Linked DNA regions of Homo sapiens: region 1 is linked to region 2. The links are chromatin loops, found by intact Hi-C in ENCODE. Cell type or tissue: Caco-2. All regions are shown on one strand. Each heading gives the region's core, and the rest is flanking DNA. Links, peaks and the distances in the headings are about the cores only.

What was found. Peaks named below come from ENCODE experiments on the same cell type or tissue, not always from the same donor. Only the 100,000 strongest peaks of a DNase experiment are listed, where the experiment ranks them.
Region 1: it touches region 2 in a loop (8-fold over the local background); 1 of 110 quality-filtered maps calls a loop at or near these places.

Annotation. Positions count from the first base shown.
Region 1 is chr1:75,951,767-75,955,481 of GRCh38, reverse strand. No RefSeq gene overlaps it. Among named protein-coding and RNA genes, the nearest start is that of ASB17, 21 kb to the right of the region's middle. In Caco-2, for the core only: no CTCF peak of the experiment used is centred there; a DNase peak (open chromatin) is centred at 1,871.
Region 2 is chr1:75,841,032-75,844,746 of GRCh38, reverse strand. All of the region lies in intron 7 of MSH4 (mutS homolog 4), which reads right to left. Among named protein-coding and RNA genes, the nearest start is that of MSH4, 46 kb to the right of the region's middle. In Caco-2, for the core only: a CTCF peak has its summit at 2,020 (motif pointing left); a DNase peak (open chromatin) is centred at 2,026.

The DNA of each region.
Region 1 (3,715 bases), core at 406-2,905, 110 kb before region 2:
TAAAGATACCAGAGAAAATGAGTGAAATATATGGCAAAAGGGAATTCAGATAAAAATGAGTTACCTTCTTTCTCTTTATTTTCAACCATATTGCTTTTTAAAAATCCCAATTAAATCTATCTTTCCCACTTTACAAAAACAAATATTTTATTATTTTGAAATAGAAATTTTTCCCAAAAAGAAGCTATTAATCACCTTATTAAGTTGAAAAACATAAATAATCACCCTGTGTATTTTGATGGCACTTTATAAATCACAAGGGATTTTTCACAATACCTAATTTGTGTTTTGCAACAACATAATGAAGTAGTCATGGTAAGATACTGTTTTTTGTTTTGCAGTAAGGTAAAATTCAAATAGGTTAAAGAATTTGCTCAAGGTCACACATAAGGTAAGTAGCAGAGACAGTACTTAAACCCCTGTCCTGACTCCAAATCCAGTTTTCTCTCACATCACACTGATAAACTGACTTAAGTACATGGGAAAGTCAATTCAGTTTATCAGTGAATGAATGATCTGCAAGCCCAGCAGTATTTCCTAGCAAACCATAGTCATAAAAGTTCCATCTGGAACAAACTGCCCAAATCCAGAAATATAGGCCACATAAAAATCACACCTAACCTGAAATTAGAAAGGAAAATTCACAACACTGCTGAATGATAGCCTAGTCTCACAAGGTGGCTTCCTTGACTTTATAAAGAACAGTACTTTCATTCATCATCATTATGCTGACTCATATTCTTATGTAAGAGATGGTGGCTATGGAGATAAAAACAAAAAACTTATTCTTTAAACAATTTTATCACATGTTTTAATCTTATTTCAACTTTTTCAATTACTATAACTTTGAATCAATATAATCCTTATATTGAAAACTTATTACTTCCAGTTGAAAGAAACATTATTGAAAATTATAAAAGTATATGCCATAAACTGAATATTTGACCACTAGGAAAAACTGAATATTGAGAATGATTTTAGTGGTTTGGGATAAATCATAAAGGAGGTGATAAACAAGCCAGGGCAGTCGCAGGGGGGATTACAGAGGAAGCAGTCAGATATTGAAGGCAGAGGTGAGAATGAAAAGACCACGTGAAGAAGACAAAAAGCAAATTAATTTAGTTGGAGTAGAAAGGGGCTTGGTAAGAGACCACAAAATATAAGGTGTTGGGGGACTACCACAAGAGGGTAAGGATTTTAGATACTAATAGGCAAATGGGAATACCTGCTCCAAGGAGGTAATGAAAATGATTAGAAGACTTAGCCAGCAGCTACTGATAGGATGAATGTATGTTTAGGAAATCCAAGAGTACAGTAATAAAATGTCCTGAAATGACATTGAAAGTCAAGGAAGTATAAAATATATGAGTTGGATGGAAAAAAAATGGAGTGATCTGGTAGTCACTACCTTAAAGAAGGATCAAACTTTGCTTCACTAATGCTGGGACAGTATGATGTCATGTAACTTCTGGTATGATGCAAAATAATACTTCAATATAACCTATGAAGTAATCTTGTAAAAAAATGCTACACTGAATTTAATGAAGTTAGATTACAAAAAATATAACAGATAACGCCAGGCATGGTGTCTCACGCCTGTAATCCCAGCACTTTGGGACGCCGAGGCGGGCAGATCACTTCAGGTCAGGAGTTCAAGACCAGCCTGGCCAACATTGTGAAACCCCATCTCTACTAAAAATACAAACATCAGCCAGAAGTGGTGATGCATGCCTGTAGTCCCAGCTACCTGGGAGGCTGAGGACGGAGTGTGGCAGGCCAGTTCTCATTAATTCAGGCTTCCATTGCAACTGTCCCAGCACTGACTGAGTAGCTAAGTTAAACATTAAAAGGTGATTGAGCCAGTGCCCTTTTACAAACTGGAATGTAACAAAGAGCCCGCCAAGAGTTTTGCTTAGGCTTTTCCTGGGCCTTGAAGCATGACAAGATAACAAAGGAATTCCTGACAGAACCCTTTTAGGATTAAAGAAGTTTTATTGGGGGTCTGAAGAAACTCCCCAGGCCTCCACAAACAAGTTTATTGGGGTCTAAAGGAATGTCCCAAACCTTTATGATTTAGCAGGAGACAAGATAAAGGTAATCACCCCAGCACCTAGACCCATTTAGATTAAGTAAACTTACAGAGGCTCCAGAAGAAGGTCTTCAGGACCCAGACCTTAGTTATAGATAGATTAAAAGAAGTTAATCACTTATGTCTTTAGATTTAATGCACACTTACATGTAGACATATAGCTTATAAGGTATATAAGCTCTGGAAAACTTTGTAATTTTCAGTTGGTCTGGTGATAATTTCCAGGCCTTCTCCCTGTAGCTGGTTACAGAAATAAAAACTCTCTTCCTCCCCAGTTCATCTGCATCTTGTTATTGGGCCGCAAGAAATAGCAGCCCAACCCTCAGTTTGGTCCGGGAACAGGAGGATCACTTGAACCCGAGGGGCAGAGGTTGTAATGAGCCATAATTGCTGCCACTGCACTCCAGCCTGGGTGACAGCAGCCTGGGCGACAGAGTGAGACTCCGTCTCAAAAAACAAAATAAAAAAAGAAAGAAGAAAGAAAGTATAACAGATAAAGAAAGAAGTTAAATCTCAGTATGAGGAAACAATTAGACAAATTCAGAATGTAGGATATTCCATAATCATCATGGAGTCAATATTATGAGAGGAGTTTGAAAACTGTTTCAAAATCCAAAAAGACAAAAAATTAAATGCAATTTGTGAATTTCTATTGGTTTTATATTTTTACAAAAACTCTAAAGACACATCTTAGGACACTTGGGGAAAGTTGAATCCGGACTAGATATTAGATAATTTAGAGATGAGCTGGCGAATTTAGAAATTATGTGCTATAATATATTCACTTTCCAAAAGAGAAAACTAAAGACCCAGGGAGTTTAAATGTGTAATTTTGGATACAATTATACGTTTAATTAACCATAGTGTTATGTTTAAACCCAGTTCATCTCATTCTATATACAATGCTCATTTCACTATTAGAGACTAATGCTATTTATATAAATCATGCCTATTATATAGGATAATAAAAATAACTAACCATATAGTAAAGAAGGAAAGAAATGTCACTTTTCATTTATCTTTTACCAATGGAGTTCATTAACTTGCTTACTGAGTGTGTTAAGGTTGACTAGTTTTCCTAAGTAAGAGCACCAGCCTCTATCTTCTGCATACATATATTGCTCAAGTCTTCTTAATCCTTTAGAATTAAAGCCATATATTTTCCTGCTGGTGCAACAATTAAAACCACAACTGAGCAACCACAGCAGGAGGCAGAAAAGATTCTATCTTGTCCCTCTTGATTATAAAATTGTATACCACCTCCCAGAGAAATACAAATGTAATGAAATTCTGGAACAAGAAAAGAGATGTACAGTATTTACAAACTTAAAACTTGCGTGGCTTGGGTCCATTGTTGTCTTTCTATTTCCCTCCACAGCTGATATTCAGTCCTTTTCATTATCAAGAGAATGATCATTTGTCCATGAATACATACCCATAGTATTATAGACTTACCCAAACTTAAGTAGATAAAAACAAAACAAAACAAAACAAAACAAAACAAAACAAAACAAAAAAACCTCTACCACTAAAAATCTCTCACTCCTTTTCATCTTATCAGGGAGCTGACAGGAGCTGCAGATATGCATGTCTGTTAGTTATTGGCTTGTGGTTTTGTTTGCTTAC
Region 2 (3,715 bases), core at 718-3,217:
TTATTCTTCTCAATTTATTTTCCAGCTTACAGTGTTCTACAAAAATAAATTTATAGAAAATTGTAAACTATCCCTTTTAAATATCCCCAGGTATTTTTTTAAAAAACTTTTAACCATTTCAGCCCAGGTGTGGTGGCTTACACCTATAATCCCAGCACTTTGGGAGGCCAAGGCAGGAGATCACTTGAGCTTAGGAGTTTGAGACCAGCCTTGGCAACACAGTGAGACCCTGTCTCTACAAAAAATACAACAATCAGCCATGTGGGATGGTGCCCACCTGTAGTCCCAGCTACTCAGGAGGCTGAGGTGGGAGGATGGCTTGAGCCAGGGAGATAGAAGTTGCAGTGAGCCAAGATTGTGCCACTGCACTCCAGCCTGGGCAACAGAGTCAGACTCTGTCTCAAAAAAATTAATAAAAATAAATATAAATAAGTAATAAACTTTAACCATTTAACATAGAGATTGTTTTAAAATGTACTTATTTCCCCATACTTGAAATACAGTGAACAATGATAACTATTTCTTAATGACTCATGGTTATTATCATAGTAATATATAACATTAAAAGTTTTTGTGTAGACTTATTAACACTCTCAAAGTGGTGTCATGCTGTTATCCCTTAAAACACAAAATAAGAGCCGGGCGTGGTGGCTTACGCCTGTAATCCCAGCACTTTGGGAGGCCGAGGCAGGTGGATCACCTGAGGTCAGGAGTTCGAGACCAGCCAGACCAACATGGAGAAACCCCATCTCTACTAAAACTACAAAATTAGCCAGGCATGGTGGTGCATGCCTGTAATCCCCGCTACTCGGGAGGCTGAGGCAGGAGAATCGCTTGAACCCGGGAGGCGGAGGTTACAGTGAGCCGAGATCACTCCATTGCATTCCAGCCTGGGCAGCAAGGGTGAAACTCCATCTCAAAAAAAAAAAGAAACCCACAAAATAAGAAAATGTTTATTTTACCTGCTACCTGTTCAAACTGTCAGGTGTCTTTTGATAGTTTTCAGTTTGCCTACCTCTAGAACTGTCCCCTTTCTAATTTTCTGTTTCTATGGTAATTCATTATGTTAAAACTGTTTTGAGGCCTAAGCTCTGATTTTGTATCTGGCCCAAATTCCTACCTAAGGGGTCTAGGGAGTTATGCCCTACAAACCATAGATTCTCATGAGATGGGTTTTATTTGACCCTGCATATTGTGATTTGCTTTTCAATCTGACTCTGGCATAACATTATGAAACAAGGAATACAATATTTAACCCCAAAATATATGTCCTTGCCATGCCTTGAAATTGCCCTGCAAAGTCTCTTGTGGGAATAATTCACATTCTATAGAGAATCCCCTTACCCCTTCGTTTTCTGTAGGGTCCAGCCCCACAGGGTGGGTGAGTTTCTCCCCGTGTGCAGCAACGAGAGAGTGTAGAAATAAAGACACAAGACAAAGAGATAAAAGAAAAGGCAGCTGGGCCAGGGGACCACTATGACCAATGCACGGAGACCGGTAGTGGCCCCGAATGTCTGGCTGCGCTGTTATTTATTGGATACAAAGCAAAAGGGGCAGGGTAAAGAGTGTGAGTCATCTCCAATGATAGGTAAGGTCACGTGGGTCACGTGTCCACTGGACAGGTGGCCCTTCCCTGCCTGGCAGCCGAGGCAGAGAGAGAGAGGAGACAAAGAGAAGGACAGCTTATGCCATTATTTCTGCATATCAGAGACTTTTAGTACTTTCACTAATTTATTACTGCTATCTAGAAGGCAGAGCCAGGTGTACAGGATGGAACACGAAGGCAGACTAGGAGTGTGACCACTGAAGCACAGCATCACAGTGAGACTGTTAGGCCTCCGGATAACTGTGGACGAGCCTGACTAATGTCAGGCCCTCCACAAGAGGTGGAGGAGTAGAGTCTTCTCTAAACTCCCCTGGGGAAAGGGAGACTCCCTTTCCCGGTCTGCTAAGTAGCGGGTGTTTTCCCTTGACACTTATGCTACCGCTAGACCAAGGTCCGCCTGGCAACGGGCGTCCTCCCAGACGCTGGCATTACCACTAGACCAAGGAGCCCTCTGGTGGCCCTGTCCGGGCATAACAGAAGGCTCGCACTCTTGTCTTCTGGTCACTTCTCACTGTGTCTCCTCAGCTCCTATCTCTGTATGGCCTGGTTTTTCCTAGGGTATGATTATGGAGTGAGGATTATTATAATATTGGAATAAAGAGTAATTGCTACAAACTAATGATTAATGATATTCATATATAATCATATCTAAGATCTATATCTGGTATAACTATTCTTGTTTTATATTTTACTATACTGGAACAGCTCCTGTCCTCGGTCTCTTTCCTTGGGGCCTGGGTGGCTTGCTGCCCACAGTTTTCCTTCCTTTCTTTCCAGATCCAGAAGATAATCAACTAAGAGCCAGGCATCCTTTCAGGTCCAGTGAGAAACATTTTACAACCTGCTATCTCTCTGAAGTCTGCTATCTGAGAGATTCCTCTACACAATAAAACTTGGTCCCCATAATCCTTTATCTTAACCTGAACATTCCCAGGTCTTCAGATAAACTCAACCAATTGTCAACTAGAAAATGTTTAAATTTACCTACAGTCTGGAAGTCCCACCGCCTGCTTTGAGTTGTCCTGCCTTTCTGAACCAAACCATTGTACTTCTTAAATGTATTTGATTGATGTCTCATGCCTCCCTAAAATATACAAAACCAAGCTGTACTCCGACTATCTTGGGCACATGTTCTCAGGACCTCCTGAGGGCTGTGTTCATGGGCCATGGTCACTCATATTTGGCTCAAAATAAATCTCTTCAAATATTTTACAGAGTTTGGCTCTTTTCGCCAATAGTTTAAAAAATTAGAATAGGCTGAATATATTGCGGTTATATTCTTCATTATGTGCAATATGGCACAATACTATTATGACATTTTACATGTGATTCTATTAGTCAGACTCCCTTTAGCCCTCATTTATATTGCTCTTTCTCTTTCCAGACTCCTCCTTCTTCCTTTCCCCAAATCTATCACTACAACCAGAATGTTTCTAAAATAGGATTTGATCAGTACTCTCTAGGTTCAGAATGTCAGCTCCATATTGCCTGAAGGAAAAAAATTAAACTCCTTAGCATTATAAAAAGGCCCTTCATAGTCTAGTCTCAATCCTCATTTCCTGCCATTCCCCAAGGCTTTAAGTCATAAATAACTACTGGCCAATCCTTAAATACAGCAAGCTCTTTTATATCAACCTAAGTACAGCCAGGCACAGTGACTTGTGCCTGCAATCCCAGCACTTTGGGAGGTTGAGATGAGAGGATTGCTTGAAGTCAGGAGTTCAAGTTCAGCCTGGGCAACAGAGCAAGACCCTGGCTCTACAAAAAATGTAAAAATTAGCCAGGCATGGTGGTGCAGGCCTGTAGACATAGCTTCTCAAGAGGCTGCAGCAAAAGGATCACTTGAACCCAGAGGTTTGTTATAGTAAGATATGATAGTGCCACTGCACTATAGTCTGGGTGACAGAGTGAGACCCTGTGAAAGAAAGAGAGAGAGAACAAAAAAAAAGAAGAGAAAGCGGGAGGGAGGGAGGGAGGGAGGGAAGGAAATGACTGGTCAAGATCATAGCCAATGGCGTGCATACCAGATCCTTATCCTAACCACTATATCCAAAAAACATCTGCATTACTGCTATGGACATCAACATACCTTGCACAGGCATGTTCCCT